Regions from separate parts of the Homo sapiens genome. Here region 2 is linked to region 1. A link is an interaction called in ENCODE POLR2A ChIA-PET data of the cell type or tissue named here. Cell type or tissue: GM12878. All regions are shown on one strand. Each heading gives the region's core, and the rest is flanking DNA. Links, peaks and the distances in the headings are about the cores only.

Evidence for each region. Peaks named below come from ENCODE experiments on the same cell type or tissue, not always from the same donor. Only the 100,000 strongest peaks of a DNase experiment are listed, where the experiment ranks them.
Region 2: POLR2A ChIA-PET joins it to region 1 with 8 read pairs; 5 of 35 experiments call an interaction of 5 or more read pairs at or near these places.

The regions. Positions count from the first base shown.
Region 1 is chr3:49,298,774-49,310,777 of GRCh38, forward strand. It overlaps USP4 (ubiquitin specific peptidase 4), which reads right to left. Exons shown (of 22, transcript NM_003363.4): 8 at 11,847-11,964; 9 at 6,942-7,115; 10 at 3,611-3,769; 11 at 1,694-1,918. Among named protein-coding and RNA genes, the nearest start is that of C3orf62, 28 kb to the left of the region's middle. RefSeq lists a silencer at 5,082-5,131. In GM12878, for the core only: no CTCF peak of the experiment used is centred there; a DNase peak (open chromatin) is centred at 5,338; H3K27ac peaks cover 1,863 bases.
Region 2 is chr3:49,148,275-49,160,278 of GRCh38, forward strand. It overlaps the pseudogene LAMB2P1. Among named protein-coding and RNA genes, the nearest start is that of CCDC71, 12 kb to the right of the region's middle. In GM12878, for the core only: a CTCF peak has its summit at 10,024 (motif pointing left); a DNase peak (open chromatin) is centred at 10,007.

The sequences.
Region 1 (12,004 bases), core at 2,916-6,915:
AAGCAGAGCAAATAAGCAGGACCTCTATGTCAGCATCCTCCTCAATACACAGGCAGCAGCATGGGGGCTAGGCCATCTCTTTCTCTTCCAAACATTGCTTCATTTTATTCTTAATTCTTTAGAGTACTTTCTGAAGAACTGCTGAAATTATACAAATTCAAATTGCCATCTGGTCCTACCTTTTTATTTTATTTTTATTTTTTGTAGAGACAGGGTCTCAAACTCCTGGCCTCGAGCAATCCTCCCGCCTCAGCATCCCAAAGTGCTGGGATTACAGGTGTTGGCCACCAAGCCCGGCCTCAACTTTCTTTTTTTTCTTTTTTCTTTTTTTTCTGAGACACAGTCTTGCTCTGTCACACAAGCTGGAGCGCAGTGACGCGATCTTGGCTCACTGCAACCTCCACCTCCCGGGTTCAAGCGATTCTCCTGCCTCAGCCTCCTGAGTAGCTGGGATTACAGGCGCGCACCACCACGCCTGGATAATTTTTGTATTTTTAGTACAGACAGGGTTTCACCATGTTGGTCAGGGTGGTCTCGAACTCCTGACCTCGTGATCTGCCCGCCTCGGCCTCCTGAAGTGCTGGGATTACAGGGGTAAGCCACCGTGCCCAGCCTGCCTCAACTTTTTTTTTTTTTTGAGACGGAGTCTCGCTCTGTCGCCCAGGCTGGAGTGCAGTGGCGCAATCTTGGCTCGCTGCAAGCTCCGCCTCCCGGGTTCACGCCATTCTCCTGCCTCAGCTGCCCGAGTAGCTGGGACTACAGGCGCCCGCCACCATGCCTGGCTAATTTTTTGTATTTTTAGTAGAGACGGGGTTTCACCGTGTTAGCCAGGATGGTCTGGATCTCCTGACCTCGTGATCTGCCCGCCTCGGCCTCCCAAAGTGCTGGGATTACAGGCGTGAGCCACCGCGCCCGGCCCTCAACTTTCTTTAGAGACAAAGAAACCAAAACCAGAAGGCTAAGCAATACAATTACTCAGTGAGCCATCAGCAGGGTAAGACACTAAGACCTGCTGCTCACACCTCTCATCTGGCCTAATCTTCTGTACAGGCTGTCCTAGGTTATGTGAGGGTATATCTGAGTACGAAAAGAACCGTGCTTCTGGTTCCCCAACATTCAGATTCAAGAACCACTTAGTAGATCAGGTTACTTTAGTCGCGTGAATGAAGTGTGGCCAAAAAAGTGACAGAGGCCGGGTGCGGTGGCTCACGCCTGTAATCCCAACACTTTGGGAGGCCAAGATGGGCAGATTACTTGAGGTCAGGAGTTCTGGCCAACAAGGTAACATCCTGTCTCTACTATGTCTCTACTAAAAATACAAAAATTAGCTGAGCGTGGTGGTACACGCCTGTAATCCCGGCTACTGAGTGGCTGAGGTAGGAGAATCGCTTGAACCTGGGAGGAAGACGTTACAGTGAGCTGAGATCATGCCACTTCACTCCAGCATGGGCAACAGAGCGACTCTGTCTCAAAAAAAAAAAAAGTGACAGAGAAGCAAAGAAGCTGCAAAGACCTTCACAATAGGCCTTAAATGATATGGGATTAGACAAAGGTCTGATGGAGGCCAAGGGCCCATACCCAGGCAAGTACCAAGGGGACTCAGAGGCAGCCAATGCAGCAGATAGGAGCAGTCCCACTGGGATCTGGAGACCACTTGCAGTGAGGGGTGCCATAAGGGTGTGGATTCTGTCACCTGAGTAGGTCTGCAGTGAGGGTCAGCAGGAACCAGGAAAACCTCCATAACTCGATCTTTCTTCAAGGGCAGTGGCAGCGTTAGATAGCAAAATGGGTCAAAGGTCACAGAAACCTTAGCACATTCTGGGCAAACCAAAGTAGATTTGAAGAGGCCATGGAAAGTATCCACAATCACAGAATCATTCCTCAACCTGTGATTCTCCCAGGCTTCCTTTGCCACCACCTGCGTCAAAGGGATAAACAGGACATTCTCAACACCTCTCAGCCCCTTGCCCCTGCATCCAGAATGACTCACAGCAAACCTGGAGATGAATCAGGTGGCAATCTGTACAGCCAAGAGCTTGATCCAGGACAAACAAGGCCAGGACTACTCTTAGTGTATCATACTCATACCACATGCCAGCTCTACGCCCAATCCCCACCCCAACACACATATATATATTTCACATATATGTTTATATATATACATATTTCAAATATATATTATATTGATTGATTGAGACATGGTCTTGCTCTGTCGCTCAGGCTGGCGTGATCATGGTTCACTACAGCCTCAACCTCCCGGACTCAAAGCGATCTTCCTGCCTCAGACTCCCAAGTAGCTAGGACTATAGGCATGCATCACCATGCCTGGCTAATTTTTTTAGGTTTGGTAGGGATGGGGGTCTTACTATGTTGACCAGACAGTTCTAGAGCTCCTGGCCTCAAGTGATGCTCCCACCTCAGCCTCCAAAGTGCTGGAACCGCAGGGGAAAGCCACTGCGCCTCGCCCTAATCCTCACACTTAATAAGGTTGGCAACATAGGACCTATTGGAAACTAGGGGTCTGTGTGTCCTGATAAGAAACAGAAGCCCGGAGAACACTATCGGTACAGAGACATGGCCAGGGCAAGGAAAGCCCCCCTATATGTTTCCAGTGATCTAAAGTAAGGTTTTTGGCGGGGCACGGTGGCTGACGCCTGAAATCCCAGCACTTTGGGAGGCCGAAGCAGGCGGATCACCAGAGGTCAGGAGTTCAATATCAGCCTGGCCAACATGGTGAAACCCCCTCTCTACTAAAAATACAAAAATTTGCTGGGCATGGTGGCACGTGGCTGTAGTGCCAGCTACTTGAGAGGCTGAGACAGGAGAATCGCTTGAACCCGGGAGGTGGAGGTTGCAGTGAGCCAAGATCACGTCATTGCACTCCAGCCTGGGCAACAGAGTGAGACTCCATCTCAAAAAAAATAAATAAATAAATTTTAAAAATAAAGTTTTTATCTATACTACAGCTCAGCTAACTCATAGTTTTTCTAAGAAGATCTAAATTTTACTTTAAAGCATTCATATTGATTATCCCAATGTGATAGGGTAGCTGAAATACTAAAATCCTCTTGCACTGATCAGATAATCAAGGCAAAAGGTATAAATGTCCTAATGATACTAATAACAAATTAAGTAATCATGGATGGATTTTATTGTGAGCAATAACAATCTTAGGGGTCCTCACTATAGGTACTTTACAGTTTTCAGAGTGTTCTTAGTCCCTAGTTCACCAGTGAAATATCAAACAAGCTCACTCTAATTTGAAAAAGCCCAAGAGGAAGCCTTAGGAGTAACTAGGGTACAGTGCCTCACGCCTGTTGTAATCCCAGCACTTTGGGAGGCTGAGGTGAGAAGACTGCTTGAGCTCAGGAGCTGGAGACCAGCCTAGACAACACAGCAAGTTTCTGTCTCTATTTAAAAAAAAAAAAAAAAAAAGCAGTAACTACAGTTAGCCCCTTTCTGACCAGAGACCATATCCCTATAACTAGCTACAGTGAGAAGCAACCAGGGCCCTGGCAACAACACTCAAAGACCAGAAGAATATCCCTGCACTCTCAATAGGAGGCAGCTTCTTTGGCATATTATCATTCAGACATCATTAATGGCATACCGCATCTGGCCGCCCATTGGCATCCTTCAGCTCCAAGTAGGGCTTTTTCTTTACCCGGTTCAGATCTTCATGCAATCCATCTAGAAGAAAGGCCAGCAGCTCCTGAGAATCTTGTTGCTGGTAGCCAGAAAATTGAGGAGCAAAACGTCCTACTTGAGTCTACAACAAAAGCAACTGTATCAGAAGGCATAATACGTAAAGAACTAGTTAAATCAAAAAAGAATTGCCATCAAAAATAGCTCTGAGGAGTTAGCTGGGGCAGTGAGAGAGAACACTTGGTTGAGTAGTCCAATTAACTCCTGAAGAGCCTACAGGAGGCCAGTGGTTCCCACCAGAAAGAAGGCCTAGATCAGAGAGCCAGGAGGATGAACCTGGAACCTGGGCCACTGCCCTAAGTCCTAAGGAGGAAGGGTGGAGTACCCTGAGTAACCACACCCAAGTACTGACATGAATCCCTCTCCAACATGTCCTTCTTTGGTTCAGAGTCTTAAACTCCATAAGGACATTACAAACAATACTTTCATCAGCTGGAGGAATCCTCCTGTACATAACAGCCCTCAGGTCCCTAAATACTGTCTGTCCAGTAATACTCTCCACCAGTTATTCTGAGAGTATGGTCCCCAGTCGCAGCATTAGTATCACCTGGGAGCTTAGTAGAAAAGCACATTCTCAGGCCCCACACCAAACCTATTCAATCAGAAACTCTGGGGATGGGTCTAGCAGTCTGTGTTGTATTAAGCACTCCCAGAGATTGTGATGCATCCTATGGAGAACCAGCCAGGCACGGTGGCTCATGCCTATGATCCCAGAATTTTGGAAGGCTGAGGCAGGCAGATCACCTGAGGTTGGGAGTTCAAGACCAGCCTGGCCAACATGGTGAAACCCCGTCTCTACTAAAAATACAAAAATTAGCTGGGCATGGTGGTGCACACCTGTAATCCCAGCTACGCAGGAGGCTGAGGCAGGAGAATCACTTGAACCCAGGAGGCGGAGGCTGCAGTGAGCCGAAATTGTGCCAGTACGCTCCAGCCTGGGCGACATAGCAAGGCTGTCTCAAAAAAAAAAAAAAAAAAAAAAAAAAGGAGAACCACTGTTCTACACCTGTTCTCTAATACCATAGCCACTAGCCACATATGGCAATTGAAATTTACATTAATTACAATTAAAAACCATTAAAAATTCAGTTCCTCGGTCAAATGAACCACATCTCAAGTGCTCAGAGGTGCTTGAGCTGGTAGCTACCAAAACACAGTGCAGATATATAACACATCCATCACTGAGGAAGCTCCACACTTCCCTAATACCCCTAAACACTACCTTCCAGTTGTTTATTTACATTAGCTTCAGCACAGTGTGTTGCCACCCAATTCTTTTTTATTTTTTTTTCTGGGACAGGGTCTCACTCTGTTGCCAGGCTGGAGTGCAGTGGCGCAATCTCAGCTCACTGCAACCTCCGCCTCCCAGGTTCAAGCAATTCTCATGCCTTGGCCTCCCGAGTTGCTGGGATTACAGGCATATGCCACCACGCCTGGCTAATTTTTGTATTTTTAGTAGAGATGGGGTTTCACAATATTGGCCAGGCTGGTCTTGAACTCCTGACCTCAAGTGATCCACCCACCTTGGCCTCCCCATGGGCTGGGATTACAGGTGTGAGGCACCGCACCCAGCCGTTGCCACCCAATTCTAGTTTCTTTGTGACTTAGTATGTGAACAGTCATTTATATATTTCCCAGGGATTCATGTGACCAAGGGGATGAAAGATAATTAGTTTTCAATTTCAACAAACCACCTGAGATTTTAGTTTTCTCACTGAGCTAAGGTGCTATTTTTTTTCCTCTCTGAATCATAAATATGCATGTCTTTTCTTATCATATGCTTCATGAAGCTCCATGAATCCCAGTGGTACAGGCTAAATAGGATCTTTCAGATTTCAGCTTAAATCTGCTGAGCGGGAGGGAGCAAAGCACCTCCACCTCAGCAGGAAAAAGCAGTTGGGGCAATGGAAAGCCCAAGTTGCTCCGAGTGTATCCATGTCTTCTCCTTAAACCTTCCTGGCTGAGGGACCCCAGTGATAACTGCCCCTCACATCACCTTCCAAGAATGTGAGCCCAATTCCTGACTTAGGGGGTCCCAACTCAAACCACGAAGCCTGTAGAATCCAGGCTCAGAGAACCTGGAAACAGCCTTCAGATGATACTAGAAATTAAACTGAATTTTCATTTTTTTTAGAGACAGGGTCTCTGTCGCCAAGGCTGGGTACAGTGGCACAATCACAGCTCACTGCAGCCTTGACCTCCCAGGCTTAAGTAATTCTCCCACCTCAGCCTCCCTGGTAGCCGGGACTACAGGTACATCACCATGTCCAGCTAATTTTGTTGTTGTTGTTGTTGTTGTTGTTGAGACAGAGTCTCACTCTGTCGCTCAGGCTGGAGTGCAGTGGCGTGATCTCGGCTCACTGCACCCTCCACCTCCCAGGTTCAAGCAATTCTCCTGCCTCAGCATCCTGAGTAGCTGGAATTACAGGTGCGCACCACCACGCCTGGCTAATTTTTGTATTTTTGGTAGAGACGGGGTTTCACTATGTTGGTCAGGCTGATCTCGAACTCCTGACCTCGTGATCTGCCCGCCTCAGCCTCCCAAAGTGCTGGGATTACAGGAATGAGCCACCACGCCTGGACTTTTTTGTTGTTGTTGTTGTTTTTTCTTTGAGACAGAGTCTCGTTCTGTCACCCAGGCTGGAGTGCAGAGGCGCAATCTCGGCTCACTGCAAGCTCTGCCTCCCGGGTTCACGCCATTCTCCTTCCCCAGCCTCCCGAGTAGCTGGGACTACAGGCGCCTGCCATCACACCTAGCTAATTTTTTTTTTATGTATTTTTAGTAGAGACGGGGTTTCACCATGTTAGCCAGGATGGTCTCAATCTCCTGACCTTGTGATCCGCCCGCCTCAGCCTCCCAAAGTGCTGGGATTACAGGCGTGAGCCACAGCGCCTGGCCCAGATCCCATCTTAATCCCAAAATGCAACGAAAGGAATGCCTCATAACAACACTAAACCACTCTCCCCAAAGTGGGAAAAAGGAAGTACGGGAGAGTATCCCTTATCCAAAAATCTGAAATCCAAATGCTTAAAGATCCATAACCTAACACTGACATGATATTCAAAGGAAATGCTCACTGAAACATTTTAGATTTTGGAATGGGGATGCTGAACTAGTAAGCATAATGTAAATACCATAAAAAAAAATCCTAAAAAACCTGAAGTCCCGAAACATTTCTGGTCCCAGGCATCTATATACAGGGATACCCAACCCATATATATATATGTCTACCTACTTTGAACATGCGAGGTGCCACATGGGCGTCCCTTCCAGACCACATCTGCTTAATGAGTTCAGCATAGGCTTCTGCAATTTCCCCTTTCATCCCCAGAGGGTTGTCTCTGTTGATTTCGGCTTCATACTCATCTTTGAGAAAGTAGTCAGTCAGTGGTGCAGTGTTGCTCAAACACTGAAACAGAACATGATGAGGGCTTTACACACCTTCTAGACAGTACCAGAGATACAAGATAAATCAAGTTCTAAAGGGTCACTGAGGGACAACGCCAACAAAATGAGGCACTCAGGAGATTCTCTGAAGGCTCACGACAGTAAAGCACAGCCTCAAGGAGGCCAAGCTGCAAGGTGGACCCCTTGCAGCTAATCTCGGAGGGACGTGGTCTTAGAGGACCGCATATGCATTGGCTAAGACTTTGTCTCTGAAAAAAACTACCTTAGGAAAAAAGCTGAATAATTGCATAATTCTTATTTAATGAAAAAAGTGTTTTTTTTTGTTTTTTTTTTTTTTGAGACAGTTTCGATCTTGTCCAGGCTGGAGTGCAATGGTGCGATCTTGGCTCACTGCATCCTCTGTCTCCTGAGTTCAAGCGATTCTCCTGCCTCGGCCTCCTGAGTAGCTGACATCACAGGCACCGGCCACCACACCCAGCTAATTTTTGTATTTTCAGTAGAGATGGGGTTTCACCATGTTGGCCAGGCTGGTCTCAAACTCCTGACCTCAGATGATCCGCTCACCTTGGCCTCCCAAAGTGCTGGGGTTACAAGCGTGAGCCACCGCGCCCAGCCTTTTTCATTAGTTTCTGTTCTTAACGCTATTAGTTCTCTCCTACTTCCTTTGGGTTCTTTTTCCTAGCATCATGAGATAGAAGCTTAAATCATGAAATTTTAACCCTTTTTGCCCTAATATTTACATTTAGAACTATAAAACTCATCATTATCCTCGCTCAATAATAGCTAAGGAAAATTGAGGGTACAAAGACTTGGAAAAACTTGCCCATGAGAAGCCAAATCACACCTCTTCTTCAGTACTAGGCTACTTCCACCTCACCACAAGAGGAAAATAATTTTTTTGTTTTGTTTTGTTTGAGACAGAGTTTTGCTCTTTTTGCCCAGGCTGGAGTGCAGTGGCGCAATCTCAGCTCACCGCAACCTCTACCTCCTGGGTTCAAGTGATTCTCCTGCCTCAGCCTCCCGAGTAGCTGGGATTACAGGCATGCGCCACCACGCCCAGCTAATTTTGTATTTTTAGTAGAGATGGGGTTTCTCCATGTTGGTCAGCCTGGTCTGGAACTCCCGACCTCAGGTGATCCGCCTGCCTCAGCCTCCCAAAGTGCTGGGAGCCACCGCGCCCAGCCGGAAAATAATTTCAAAACCCAAGGGTTATCTAATCTTTTAACAAATGTTTTATGTTTTTGCTCACACTACAAAAAAATTCAAAGTTAGACTGTAGGCCAGGTGTGGTAGTTCATACCTGTAATCCCAGCACTCTGGGAGGCTAAGGAGTGTGGATCACTTGAGGCCAGGAGTTCAAGACCTTCCTGGCCAACATGGTGAAACCCCATTCTACTAAAAATACAAAAAATTAGCTGGGCGTAGTGGCACATGCCTGTAATCCCAGCTACCCGGGAGGCAGAGGTTGCTGTGAGCCAAGATTGCACCACTGCACTCCAGACTGGGCAAGAGAGCAAGACTATGTCTCAAAAAAAAAAAAAAAGTGAGAATGTAAGTCTTTAAAAAATTTTTTTTTAATTTTTAGAGATAGGGTCTTGCTTATGTTAGCTAGGCTTGGTCTCAAACTCCTGGGCTCAAGTGATCCTCCCATTTGAACCTCCCAAATCACTGGGAAACAGGTGTGAGCCACTGTGCCCAGCCAGATTATCAATTTTATGAGGACAAAAACCATTGCTGGTTTGCTTACCACTGAGTCCCTATGTAAAGAATATTGGGCCAAGTGCAGTGGCTCAGATCTGTAATCCCAACACTTTGGGAAGCCAAGGTAGGAAGACTGCTTAAGGCCAGGAGTTTGAGACCAGCCTGGGCATCATAAGTGAGACCCCGTTTCCACAAAACAAAACAAAACAAAACAAAACAAACAAACAAACAAAAAACATACATACAAAACAAAAAGAAAAAACAATTAGCAAGGCCTGGTGGTACACACTTGTAGTCCCAGCTATTTGGGAAGCTGAGGTGGGAGGATCACTTGAGCCCAGGAGTTCAAGGTTACAGTGAGCTATGATCATGCCACTGCACACTAGCCTGGGCATCAGAGAGAGTTCCTGTCTCTAAGAAAAAAAAAAATGAATTTTGCTCTGCTCAAACAGAAGGTCTAGCTTTGCCCCTGGCTTCTGGGAGGTAATCTATTTGCCCCTGGAATGTTATGCCTGATAGGACTGTCTGTTTGCCTGGTGGGCCTTGGGTCATACTGGATAACCTAACAATACAATTTTGGAGGTGGAGAAGAGGCTGATCAGAACTGTACAGTCTAGTCCTAGGGTGAGAAGGGCTAGCCACTCCAGAAAAACCAAAAATGTGACTTACGGTGGGGGCTTTGGGTCACATGGTATCAGTTCACCTAGGTAATGAGTCAATCATATTTATACTTTATTATATATTTTTTTGAGACAGAGTCTCACACTGTCACCCAGGCTGGAGTGTAGTGGCATGATCTTGGCTCATTGCAACCTCCGCCTCCCGGGATCAAGAGATTCTCCTGCCTCAGCCTCCCAAGTAGCTGGGATTACAGGCGCCCGCCACCATGCCCAGCTAATTTTTTGTATTTTTAGTGGAGACGGGGTTTCACTATGTTGGCCAAGCTGTTGTCAAACTCTTGACCTCATGATCCGCCCGCCTTGGCCTCCCAAAGTGCTGGGATTACAGGCGTGAGCCACCACACCCTGCCAGTCAATCATATTTATATAATGAAGCCCCAGTAAAAATTCTGGACGCTGAAGCTCACGTGAGCTTCCATAGTTTGCAGTACTCCATATGCATCATTACACATCAATGCCAGGAAATCACCATGTTCTGGCCAGGCACGGTGGCTCATGCCTGTAATCCCAGCACTTTGGGAGGCTGAGGTGGGTGGATCACCTGAGGCCGGGAGTTTGAGACCAGCCTGGTTAGCCAACATGGTGAAATCCTGTCTCTACTAAAAATACAAAAATTAGCCAGGCGTGGTGGTGTGTGCCTGTAATCCCAGCTACTCGGGAGGCTGAGGCATGAGAATTGCTTAAACCCAGGAGGTGGAGGTTGCAGTGCGTCAAGATTGCGCGACTGCACTCCAGCCTGGGCAACAGAGAAAGAGATGCTGTCTCAAAAAAAAAAAAAAAAAAAAGGAAAGTACCATGTACTGACTCCATAGGTAGAAAACAACAGAAGCTCTACATTTTGATCCTCCTGACCTCTGCCCTATATGCCTCTTCCCTTGGCTGATTTTAGTCTACATCCTCTCACTACAGTAAACCATCATCATGAGTATAATAACTTTAAGTAAATTCCGTGACTCCTTCTAAACAAATTACCAAAACTAAGGGTGGTCTTGGAAACCTGCAAACTTGCAGTTGGTTTCGGAAATGAGGGCAGTCTTGGGAACTGTGCCCTCCTAACTTTGAAGCTGGACTTTAACTCCTTGCAGCCCATGACTATTACAGTGCTGTCACATAATATATGCCCAATAAATATTTGATGAATTAATAAACAAGGTTTATTTTCTTTTCCATTTTGAGACAGGGTCTCGCTATGATGCTCAGGCTGGCTTCAAACTCCTGGCCTCAAGCAATACTACCCCCTCAGCCTCCCAGAGTTGTGATTACAGGTGTGAGCCATTGCGCCTGGCCAATAAGCAAGTTTCAAAGAGGGGATTTTGGATTTTCTCTAGTAAGGAGCATGGGGCGGGACAGCTTTTTTTTTTTTTTTTTTTTTTTTGAAACGGAGTTTCACTCTTGTTGCCCAGGCTGGAATACAATGGCGCAATCTCGGCTCACTGCAACCTCCGTCTCCTGGGTTCAAGCGATTCTCCTGCCTCAGCCTCCCAAGAAGCTTGGATTACAGGCGTGTGCCACCACACCCGGCTAATTTTTGTATTTTTAGTAGAGATGGGGTTTTGCCATGTTGGCTAGGCTGGTCTCGAACTCCTGACCTCAGGTTATCCACCCGCCTTAGCCTCCCAAAGTGCTGGGATTACAGGCGTGAGCCACAGTGCTGCCCCCGGACTTTTTTTTAATCTTTTTTTTTTTTTTTTTTTTTTTGAGACAGAGTCTCACTCTGTTGCCCAGGCTAGAGTGCAGTGGCGTAATCTCAGCTCACTGCAACCTCCGCCTCCCAGGTTCAAGTGATTCTCCTGCCTCAGCCTCCTGAGTAGCTGGGACTACAGATGCATGCCACCACACCCAGCTAATTTTTGTATCATTAGTAGAGATGGGGGTTTCACCACATTGGCCAGGTGATCCACCCGCCTCTGCCTCCCAAAGTGCTGGGATTACAGGCGTGAGCCACTGCGCCCGGCTGGGACAGCTATTTTTAGTGAAAAGGTAGTCAGCCTTCAGCAAAGCATAATTGAGCTTGGCATCACCTGCTGTAAGTTTTCCTCATCCCATCAGAGACCAATCAGGGATGCACTCCAATATTTTCTAGAGAGATCATACCTCAACAGTCAGTAAAATTCAAAATAATCTTACTATAAAACCAAACACAGAGCTGACTACAAAGACATCTGGGGTCCACAAACACTGATGAAGCCATTCTATACCACCTAGTGGGAGATGCCCTAGCAGAGACTACTGAAGCACCAACAAGGGGTAGGCAGGGACTCCTGGGAGAGGATCCACCCAGTACCTTTGCAGGCCACTTCCACCCAAACCTCAAGATGCTGTGTTATTTGAATGGAAGTTCTCTCCTCTACCTGCAAAGCGGAGTTCATGAAGCAGGTGTTTCCCAGGTTTCCAAGTCCACAGAGCCCAGGTTGTATATGAGAGGATGGTGGCTCCTGACAATTATACGAAGCAGAAAAGCCAGATCCACTGGAAAACACAACACACATCAGCAATAAAAGCAAGTGCA
Region 2 (12,004 bases), core at 7,957-11,956, 150 kb before region 1:
GCCCCTAGGACATCACTGAATGCAGATGGATGAAGCTTCCCTCAGTCCTCCACACTCCCTCTTGGTCTGCCATAGCCTGTGTCGTGGAGTAGCAGCATGTTCCTGGATCAAAGCAGAAAGTCTGTATAGAACCACAACCCTGCAGTGAATGGGGAGAGGAGAAGAGGTGAGGTGATGCTGCAATGATCATGTGGTCCCAGAGATGCCTCCATGCTTCCTTCCTTCCTTCCTTCTTTCCTTCCTTCCTTCCTTCGTTCCTTCCTTCCTTCCTCCCTCCCTCCGTCCTTTCTTTCTTTCCTTTTTCTTCTTCTTTTTTTTTGATGGAGGCTCGCTCTGTCGTCCAGTCTGGAGTGCAGTGGCGCGATCTCGGCTCAGTCCCACCTCAGCCTCCCGAGTAGCTGGGAGTACAGGTGTGTGCCACCACGCCAGGCTAATTTTTGTATTTTTAGTAGAAATGGGGTTTCGGCCGGGTGCGGTGGTTCATGCCTGTAATCCCAGCACTTTGGGAGGCTGAGGCGGGACAATCACAATGTCAAGAGATCGAGACCATCCTGGCCAACATAGTGAAACCCCGTCTCTACTAAAAATACAAAAATTAGCTGGGCATGGTGGTACGCGCCTGTAGTCCCACCTACTTGGTAGGCTGAGGCAGGAGAATCGCTTGAACCCAGGAAGTGGAGGTTGCAATGAGCCGAGATCGTGCCACTGCACTCCAGCCTGGTGACAAAGTGAGACTCCGTCTCAAAGTCTCAAAAAAAAAAAAAAAAAAAGCCACGCGCTGTGGCTCACACCTGTAATCCCAGCACTTTGGGAGGCTGAGGCGGGCAGATCACCTGATGATGAGAGTTGGAGACCAACCTGACCAACAGGGAGAAACCCCATCTCTACTAAAAATACAAAATTAGCTGGGTGTGGTGGCACGTACCTGTAATCCCAGCTACTCAGGAGGCTAACGCAGGAGAACTGCTTGAACCCGGGAGGCGGAGGTTGCGGTGAGCTGAGATCCCACCATTGCACTCCAGCCTGGGCAACAAGAGAGAAACTCTATCTCAAAAAAAAAAAAAAAAAAAAAAGCAGGGCGCGGTGGCTCACGCCTGTAATCCCAGCACTTTGGGAGGTCGAGGCAGGCGGATCATGAGGTCAGGAGATCGAGACCATCCTGGCCAACATGGTGAAACCCCGTCTCTACTAAAAATACAAAAAATTAGCCGGGCGTGGTGGCGGGCACCTGTAATCCCAGCTACTGGGGAGGCTGAGGCAGGAGAATTGCTTGAACCCAGGATGCGGAGGTTGCAGTGAGCCAAGATCGTGCCATTGCACTCCAGCCTGGGCAAAAAGAGCGAAACTCTGTCTCAAAGAGAAAAAAAAAAAAGAAACAGGGTTTCACCATGTTGGCCAGGCTGGTATGGAACTTCTGACCTCAGGTGATCCGCCCACCTTGTCCTCCCAAAGTGCTGAGATTACAGGCATGAGCCACTGTGCCCAGCTGGGATGCCTCATTTCTATTGTGCACTTAGTGAGCCCAACATTTCATCATGAATGGAAAAAGACCAACTTCTTAAATCCTGCTTTATTGTTAAACTAAGTACCTGTTTTGCTTGTTTTACGACATGATGATATGCCATACTGACGGTTTGGTGTGTTTCAAATGTGTGGGCAGCATAATGGGGTCCTGGTATTGGGAGTGACAGGGTTGGGGGTCACAGGGTCTTGCCTAGCTGTGTGCACGAAGCAGGGCCACCTGAAACAGCTGCTCTGAGGGCAGCAGATGGGCACAGTGGGTGCTGCTGGGCAGGAATTGGGCACAGACACTGACTAATGCCTGACAGTCTTCAGGTTCCTGGGGTTAGGGGTCAGCAGTCACAGAGCCACTCCTATCCATCCCTACCACCACCCATCCACACTCCTGACATCCACACCACTGACCTAGGTTTCATAGAGCAGGACAATGTCATACTACAGGGCATGAGGCACCAATGGGCACCAGGAGAGAAGGGCAACCCTCACTGACCACATGGGCAAAGTCAAGCCAGTCCAAAATACAGGACCAGCTGCCCATGCAGGGGAAAGGGCTTTTCTGGGGCCTGCATGTGAGACACAGACTTCCCATTCCAGGACCTACGACCCTCAGGGCTTAGACTCCCATTCCCTCAAGAACCCAAGGATCTGTATTCCCAGGCCCTTATCCCTCTTAAGATCCTAGTGACCTGTGACTTCATCTTGTTCCCCAGACTCCTCACTTTGGGCAGCTGGTGCCTGTAATGGTCTTGCCAGACAGGGTGGAGGGCACATCAAGGGTCATGCTATCATCCAGGTGTGGTGGCTCATGCCTGTAATCCCAGCACTTTGGAAAGCCAAGGCGGGCAGATCACCTGAGGTCAGGAGTTCGAGACCAGCCTGGCCAACAAGGTGAAACCCCGTATCTACTAAAAATACAAAAACTAGTCACGTGTGGTGGCAGGCACCTGTAATCCCAGTGATTTGGGAGGCTGAGGCAGGAAAATAGCTTGAACCCAGGAGGCACAGGTTGCAATGAGCCAAGATCATGCCATTGCACTCCAGCCTGGACGACAAGAGTGAAATTCCATCTCAAAACAAACAAACAAACAAACAAAACAAAACAAAAAACAGCGTGATGCTATCTCTGAAGTCGGGGCTGAAGCCAGTCAGAGGCAGTCCCTGGGGCTTCTGTACAGTGGAAAGGAGCAGGCCAGGGGGCTCCCTCGAAGGAAGTGGGAGTCCTAGTCCTTTCCCATACTGTCCTGGGAATAATATGGCCTCTGTCCAAGACACTGAACTTTTGACCATGCTGACACCCATACCTGGATTTCCAAGTCTTTCCAACCCTGCTCAGACTCTTCCTCCAAATAGTTATCTGGACGTTCACTTCTTCCAGTGAGCCCCAGTGTCTGAGCTTTGATTTCTTTCTGCTTCTGACCCTCCTGATACTTATACTTGCTGGAGAACCTGGCCAAGTTTGGCTTCAGCTGTGGCCAAGGGCAGCACAGAAATACCCAGATTAGACCAGGCGCCATGTGGCACGCCTATAATCCCAGCACTTTGAGAGGCCAAGGTGGGCGGATCACCTGAGGTCAGGAGTTCGAGACCAGCCTAGCCAATATGGTGAAACTTCGTCTCTACTAAAAATACAAAAATTCGCCAGGTGTGGTGGTGCATGCTTGTAATCTCAGCTACTCGGGAGACTGAGGCAGGAGAATCGCTTGAACCCGGGAGGCGGAGGTTGCAGTGAGCTGAGTTTGTGTCATTGCATGCCACCCTGCCTGGGCGACACAGCAAGACGCTGTCTCAAATTAAAAAAAAAGAAAAAAAAAGAAAAAGAAATACCCAGATTAGTGCTCATGGCAGTGGCAGCCACAGAGGTGGGGGTGGGATATGCAGAGACTCACCACTGCAGAATACCTGAGGGAGCACAGAGGTGAGGAGGGGTCAGGGTGAAGTCTTGATTCTTGCCATTTGACCATGAATTCCAGGCCCCGCCCTGTACCTGTTACTGTAGCATCTGCAAAGTTAAAGTCACAGGGCCAGCAGCCTGGGTGGGGGCGGGGTCACTGCCCAGACCCTAGAACTCAGGCTGTAGGAGACTGTAGTTGGGTTGGGGAAGGCAAGAAGATCTGGACAGGAAGAGGAGGGGAGGGGCCTGATAAGTCTTATATTGGGTCTGCCTATGGTGGGAAAAGGGGTGAGAAAGGGCCTGAATGTTCCTCTGACTGCATCTGAAAGTGAGAGAGAAGATCATGGTGCACTCCTGAGTAACTTCACAGAGAGACATAAGAAGGAGATGAGGACACAACCAGGGTTAAATAAAAGTTAAGCCAAGAGGCCGGGCACAGTGGCGCACGCCTGTAATCCTAGCGTTTTGGGAGGTTAAGGTGGGTGGATCACGAGGTCAGGAGTTCGAGACCAGCCTGGCCAAGATGGTGAAACCCCGTCTCTACTTAAAAAAAAAAAAAAATTAGCCGGGCGTGGTTGCGGTTGCCTGTAATCCCAGCTACTCGAGAGGCTGAGGCAGGAGAATCACTTGAACCCAGGAGGCAGAGGTTGCAGTGAGCTGAGATTGCGCCACTGCACTCCAGCCTGGGTGACAGAGTGAGACTCCATCTCAAAAAAAAAAAAAAAGTTAAGCAAAGAGTTTGTAACATTCGAGGCAAAGAGAGGATGGAGTTATTCCTTGGACTAAGTCTTCCTCTAAACAAGTTTGCTGGAAAAAAAACAAAACAAAACAAAACAAAACAAAAAAACACCTTTGGCCGGGTGTGGTGGCTCACACGAGTAATCCCAGCACTTTGGGAGACCAAGGCGGGCAGATCATTTGAGGTCAGGAGTTGGAGACCAGCGTGGCTGACATGGTAAAACTTCGCCTCTACTAAAAATACAAAAATTAGCCAGGTGTGGTGGTGTGTGCCTGTAATTCCAGCTACACAGGAGGCTAAGGCATGAGAATCGCTTGAACTCGGGAGGTGGAGGTTGCAGCGAGCCGAGGTTGCACCACTGCACTCCAGCCTGGGTGACAGAGCAAGACAAGACTCTGTCTCAAAAACAAAAACAAAGACAAAAGCCTTTAAATCCAGTGTATAATACAAGTTTAATCAATTTCCCTTTTGTTTCCGAAACTCCCACCTGAGGGCATATACAGGTTCAGCTAGCCAAAGTGATGCTGACCCTGGTGACCAAGTCAGTGAGCGGCACCCACCCAAGTACAAGGCTCAGTCCACAGTCATGATAACTATAGCCTTATACTCATTATAAGGCTATAGCTCCAAGAAGCTCAGTGCCAAAGGTCAAGGTTAAATCAGAAGGTGGGCCAAGCCTCACCAGACAATGGCTACCGTCCTGCCCAGAGACAAAGCATTTGCAGTGACAGGTACCACTGGAGGGATAACAGACATGAGTACCAGGGACCTGAACCCTGGGGTCACACCTGCAGGCGAAGGCTTAGGGCTCTTAGCTTGCTAATGGAACTGCAGTGAGGTGGGTAGGTGCGTGTGTTATCAGGGCAGTAACTGGGGGCAGAGCCAGGAGGACATGGAGGCGGGGGCCCACCCTGAGTGTCACTCACACTGGCAGCTCTGAGGTTGGGTGGAGCTCAGGCCATAGTGACCAGGCCAGTAGGAGTCACAGTGCTGACCCCATACACACACTTTGCAGCAACACTGCCCAGAGAGGAGGCCATGGATCTCATTAATGTGAGCATCACACAAATCCCCTTCCAGACACCCACAGGGTCACAGTCACAGGCTAGATCAGAGGTCAGAGGTTAAGGATGGAATTAGGTCAGAGGTCACCATGGAGCTGAAGGATAAGAGTCAGTGTTGGGATTAGGGGTTGAAGGACTCATGTCTGCAGGACCGAGGGGAACAGGGATCCTCTCAGGGATGACAGTAGAAGAAGGGCCAGCAGAACTCACAGTGGCGCCCAGCTGTGTTGTGCTGACACACATCACACACACCTCCACTCACATAACCAGACACACAGCTGTGTCAAAGTGACAACTGTAGACATGCCCATGGCACTCACATTCTGAGGCAGAACCAGAAAGGTAGATATGGGGTGGGCGGACCTGTGGCAGGTATGGCCAGGCAGAGTAGAGCATGGCATTCATCCCAGCAGGCATGGGGGTGCCCAGGCTCTGCTGCATGTCATGGATGATCCTGGTGCAGGTCTTGGCAGCACTCACAGTGTGCACCGACTGGTGGGGACAGATGCAAAGCCCATGTACCTGATAGGGAGGAGGGCAAGGCAGGCCTGCTCTGGAGTCCCAGCTTGCCCACCCCACCAGCAACAGAATGCCCCTCCCATTGTCCTCACCACATTGGCTGGGGTTCCAGGTGCAGACCTGCACTTAGAGGTGTGCCCAAGGCACAGGCAACTGCCTTTGGCTACAAGCTCATAGAAGGCATAGTAGTAGAAGGGGTGTCCCTTGAGGCCTCCCAGGGGCCTGTCACCCAGGGTGTGCAGTTTGGAGAAGTTTACACAGAGGTTAGTCACATGCAGGAGCTCTGGAGACACAGATGGTCAGACCTTGGGTGCCTTGGTCCTCACTTTCTATGACGAGGGAGGAGGGAAAGGAATGGGGGAGTCTTTCCCCTCTCCACATCCTTGTATCCACTCCTCCTGCCCTCATGCTATGGGGTTCTGTCATCCCTGCTTCCCTGGGAATGCTGTCTTAAGATGACCACAGCCTTCCCCATGGTGATAATTCCACTTCTGTAGTGAGGATCCCCTTTCTCCAATCCTGATTTTACTCCTGAACTGAGACCTGCACATCCCACTACTTCCTGGACACCCCACCATGGTATCATCAGGTATCTGAAACCTGCTTCCCTAATGCAGTAAAGGATTCTGCTTGTCATCCCATAGTCCAAACTAAAAATCTACTATCATTCAGCTAAACCACATAGGTACTACAATCGTGCACCCATCAGATTACAATGGAGAGGAAAAATTCATATTGTCTAGTGACATGGTGGCTGTCATAATGTTGTATGTAGCACAATACGTTACTCACGTTTGTGATGATACTGTGTAAACAAACCTACTGCATTGCTAGTCATATAAAAGTACAGCACATACAATTATGTACAGTAGGCTGGGCACAGTGGCTCACAGCTGTAATCCTAGCACTTTGGGAGACCAAGGCAGGTGGATCACCTGAGGTCAGGAGTTCGAGACTAGCCTAGCCAACATGGCGAAACCCCGTCTCTACTAAACAAATACAAAAAATCAGCCAGGCATGGTGGCGGGTGCCTGTAATCCCAGCTACTCTGGAGGCTGAGGCAGGGGAATCACTTGAACCTGGGGGACGGAGGTTGCAGTGAGCCAAGATCATGCCACTACACTCCAACCTGGGCAACAGAGTGAGACCCTGTCTCAAAAAAAAAAAAATTATGTTCAGTGTATAATACTTCATGATAATAAATGACTACTACTTGTTTATGCATTTACTATGCCATACTTTTTATCATTATTTTAGAGTGTGTGTCTTCTAGTTTTTTTTTTTTAATCTTTTTAAAAACATTTTTCAGATGGAGTGTAGCTCCATCGCCCAGGCTGGAGTGCAGAGGGGCGATCTCAGCTCACTGCAACCTCCACCTCCCAGGTTCAAGTGATTCTCGTGCTTCAATCTCCCGAGTAGCTGGGATTACAGGTGTGCACCACCACGCCTGGCTAATTTTTATATTTTTAGTAGAGACGGGATTTCGCCATGTTGGCCAGGTTGGTCTTGAACTCATGACCTCAGGTGATCCGCCCGCTCGGCCTCCTAAAGTGCTAGGATTACAGGTGTCAGCCACTGTGCCCGGCCAATGTTTATTTTTTTTTTAGAGAAAAGTTCTATGTTGCCCAGGCTGGACTGGAATTCCCAGACCCAAGCAATCCTCCCATCTCAGCCTCTTGAGTAGCTGAGACTACAAGCATGTACCACTATGCCCAGCTTTCCTTCTACTTTTTAAAAAAAGTAATTGTAAAACATGGTCGAGCACTGTAGCTCACGCCTATAATTCCAGAACTTTGGGAGCCAAGGTGGGCGCTAGCTTGAGTTCAGGAATTCAAGACCAGCCTGGACAACATGGTGAAACCCTGTCTCCACAAAAAAATACAAAAATTAGGCTGGGCACGGTGGCTTATGCCTGTAATCCCAGCATTTTGGGAGGCTAAGGCGGGTGGATCACGAGGTCAGGAGATCGAGACCATCCCGGCTAATATGGTGAAACCCCGTCTCTACTGAAAATACAAAAAATTAGCCAGGCATGGTAGCCAGTGCCTGTAGTCCCAGCTACTTGGGAGGTTGAGGCAGGAGAATGGCGTGAACCCGGGAGGCAGAGCTTGCAGTGAGCCGAGACAGCGCCACTGCACTCCAGCCTGGGCAACAGAGCGAGACTCCATCAAAAAAAAAAAAAAAAAGAAAGAAAAAAAAAAAAAGCCCAGGCACGGTGGCTCAAGCCTGTAATCCCAGCACTCTGGGAGGCTGAGGCGGGCAGATCGCCTGAGGTCAGGAGTTCGAGACCAGCCTGGCCAACACAGTGAAACCCCGTCTCTACTAAAAATACAAAAAATTAGCTGGGCGTGGTGGCGGGTGCCTGTAATCCCAGCTACTCAGGAGGCTGAGGCAGGAGAATTGCTTGAACCCGGGAGGCAGAGGTTGCAGTGAGCCAAGATTTCGCCATTGCACTCCACCCTGGGCAACAAGAGCAAAACTCCATCTCAAAAAAGAAAAAAAGAAAAAAACTTAGCCAGGCATGGTGGCACAGGCCTGTGGTCCCAGCTACTCGGGAGGCTGAGGTGGGAGGATCACTTGAGCCTGGGAGGCAGAGGCTGCAGTGGGCAGAGATGGTGCCACTGCACCCCAGCCTGGGCAACCTAGTGAGACCCTGTCTCAAAAAAAAATTAATTGTAAAACAGTCTCAGGCAGGTCCTTCAGGAGGTATCCAGAAGAAGGCATTGTTACCATAGATGACAGCTCCATGCATATTACTGCCCCTAAAGATCTTTTTCAGTGGGTCAAGATCTGGAGGTGGAAGACAGTGATATTGATGATCCTCACCCTATGTAGGCCTAGGCTAATGTGTATGTCTGTGTCTTAGTTTTTATTTTATTTTTTTTGAGACGGAGTCTTGCTCTGTCACCCAGGCTGGAGTGCAGTGGCACTATCTTGGCTCACTGCAAGCTCCGCCTCCTGGGTTCACGCCATTCTCCTGTCTCAGCCTCCCCAGCAGCTAGGACAACAGGTGCAGGCCACCATGCCTGGCTAATTTTTTTGTATTTTTAGTAGAGATGAAGTTTCACTGTGTTAGCCAGGATGGTCTCAATCTCCTGACCTCATGATCCGCCCACCTCCGCCTCCCAAAGTGCTGGGATTACAGGAGTGAGCCACCGCGCCTGGCAGTGTCTTAGTTTTTAACAAAAAAGTTTAAAATGTAAAAAAAAAATTTTTAACAGAGAAAAGCTTATCAAATACGGATAGAAAGGAAATATTTTTGTACAGCTCTACATGTGTTTTAAGCTAAGTGTTATAAAAGCTGTAAAAAGTTAAAAGTCTGTAAAGTAAAAAAAGTTCAGAAAGCTAAGGTTACTATTGAAGAAGGAAAAAATTTGTTTTTATACATTTAGTATAGCCCGTGTACAGTGTTTATAATCTACAGTAGTGTACAGTAATGTCCTAGGCCTTCACATTCACTCACCACTCCTCACTGACTCACTCCAAGTGCCATTCATGGTAAGTGCCCTATACAGGTGTACCATTTATCATCTTTTATACCATGTTTTTACTGTCCCTTTTCTATGTTTAGATACACAAATACCATTGTGTTAAAACTGCCTACAGTTTTCAGTACAGTCACATGCTGTACAGGTTTGTAGCCTAGGAGTAATAGGCTATACCAGATAGTCTAGAAGTGTGGTAGGCTATACAAGTACACTCTAGATGTTTCCACAACGATGAAACTGCGTAATGACACATTTCTCAGAATGTATCCCCATCATTAAACAATGCATGGTCACAGATGGGTTATTTATCAACTGTCTTTCTGACTTGATGTCCGTTCCAAGAAGGCAGATACCTTTTCTGCTGCTTCCCATCAAACACTGCCCAGAAGATGCCTGACAGAGTGTACAGCTCAATGGGTGCTTGTTATATGAATACATAGGTAAAGGAATGGGTCCATGGCTCCTCTCCCTGCTCCACATCTTAGGTCCATTACTAAGATACAGGAGGTCCGCTACCTCCTGTATCTTTCCTCTGCAGGCCTCTCCTCTTTTCTGATCTGAGGTGAAAAACAACAGCAGCTTGCAGACCTACCATGAGGGCTCAAGGTGAGCAGCTGGTAATAACTGCAGTTAAGGGGGGCAAGGAGTGCCCATTGGGTGTAGAGAAAAAACTAGTTTGGCGTTTGTCCTGCTCTGGTACCCTCCTGGCCTGATTCTGGGCTCTCCTACTAGGAGTCTTTAACAAAGACTTCTTTACAAGGAAGGTGTTACATCCAGAGATGCCCTGGTGCCACCTAGAGGCAGCTGCAGGGACAAAGGGCAAAGGTCAGGGTCATGAATGGAGTTGGAGGAGCAATGACAGGTAGACTATGACAGGGGCAGTGATGGGGGCCCACAAAGGGAAGAGTTATGAGGGGCAGTGATAGTAGAGACGGGGGACAGGTATGAGGAAATGAGGAACTATGATGGGGCCTCACAAAGGGATTCAATAATGGGGCAGAGTCATTATTGAAATTGTTCCCCATGCCAGTCCCTATACACTGGGTACAAGTATGGGGAACAGTGATGGGGTATAAATGGGAGGCCACAAAAAGGACCATGATGGGGCAGGGCTGGGGAACGGCCCTGGAAGACTGAGCTTGCCTACTTGCCCTGTCCCACCGGTGCCCACTCGGGGCAGGGCCTGTTTCCCCCAGTATCTACAAGCTCTGTCCTGACACACAAATGGTACAGGATTGCCTCTGGGGATGATTACCCTGAATCTCAGGGTTGTTTGGATCCTCTACTGGAATGGCTGGGTCCAGAACTTTGAAAATCACCTGGGAGAAAGAAGCAGGTTTGAGCATCCTATTTCACCTCAGGGCCCAACCCCCCTTTCCCTGGGCCTGACCTTGCCCTCAGTGGAAGGCTTGATGTCTGAGTAATGCTGGTCACAGACGAGGTCACTGACTCTGTGGCTAGGGGTAGGAGGGATCCCAAGAAAGAGGCTTGGGCAGTTGTGAACAAAGTATCTGTACATGTGCCAGGAGCGGCATGGTCCACTGAGTGCTCAAGGAGCACAGCTGCTAGGTGGAATGTCTGGGGAGTCACTAGGGACAAGCATCACTGGTGGCCATCAAATAGGGAAGCACAGGGTCAGCACTTGCTAAGCAAGCCTTCAGGCTGGGGCACTGGGAAAGTCTTGAGGTGGGTGAAGTAGAAGGCACCCTCTAGGTCCAGCTGGATAGTGATGTTTTTTCTTTTTTTTTTGAGATGGAGTCTTGCTCTGTTGCCCAGGCTGGAGTGCAGTGGCACGATCTCGGTTCACTGCAACCTCCACCTCCCAGGTTCAAGCGATTCTCCTGCCTCAGCCTCCCAAGTAGCTAGGACTACAGGTATGTGCCAGCACGCCTGGCTAATTTTTTATATTTTTCTTTTTTGAGACAGAGTCTCGCTCTGTCGCCCAGGGTGGAGTGCAGTGGCGCAATCTTGGCTCACTGCAAGCTCCGCAGCCCGGGTTCACGCCATCCTCCTGCCTCAGCCTCCTGAGTAGCTGGGACTGCAGGCGCACGCCGCCATGCCTGGCTAATTTTTTGTATTTTTAGTAGAGACAGAGTTTCACTGTGTTAGCCAGGATGGTCTCGACCTCCTGACCTTGTGATCCACCCACCTCGGCCTCCCAAAGTGCTGAGATTACAGGTGTGAGCCACCACACCCGGACAATTTTTTGTATTTTTAGTAGAGACAGGGTTTCACCATATTAGCCAGGTTGGTCTCGATCTCCTGACCTCGTGATCCACCCGCCTCGGCCTCCCAAAGTGCTGGGATTACAGGCATGAGCGACTGTGCCCGGCCTTGATGGTAACTTTTTTTTTTTTTGAGATGGAGTCTTGCTCTGTCGCCCAGGCTGGAGTGCAGTGGTGTCATCTCAGCTCACTGCAAGCTCTGCCTCCCTGGTTCACGCCATTCTCCTGCCTCAGCCTCCTGAGTAGCTGGGACTACAGGCGACCGCCACCACGCCCAGCTAATTTTTTGTATTTTTAGTAGAGACAGGGTTTCACCGTGTTAGCCAGGGTGGTCTCGATCTCCTGACCTTGTGATCCGCCCGCCTCAGCCTCCCAAAGTGCTGGGATTACAGGCATGAGCCATTGCGCCCGGCTGATGGTGACATTTTCAACACCTGCAGCCATAGGGCTAGTGAGTGACTAGGCCCTGACCCCGTACCTCCACACGTAGGCACACTGCACCCTCACCACTCTCTGCCTACCAGGTCTTGTTGCCACCACGGCCACTCTGGGAGATC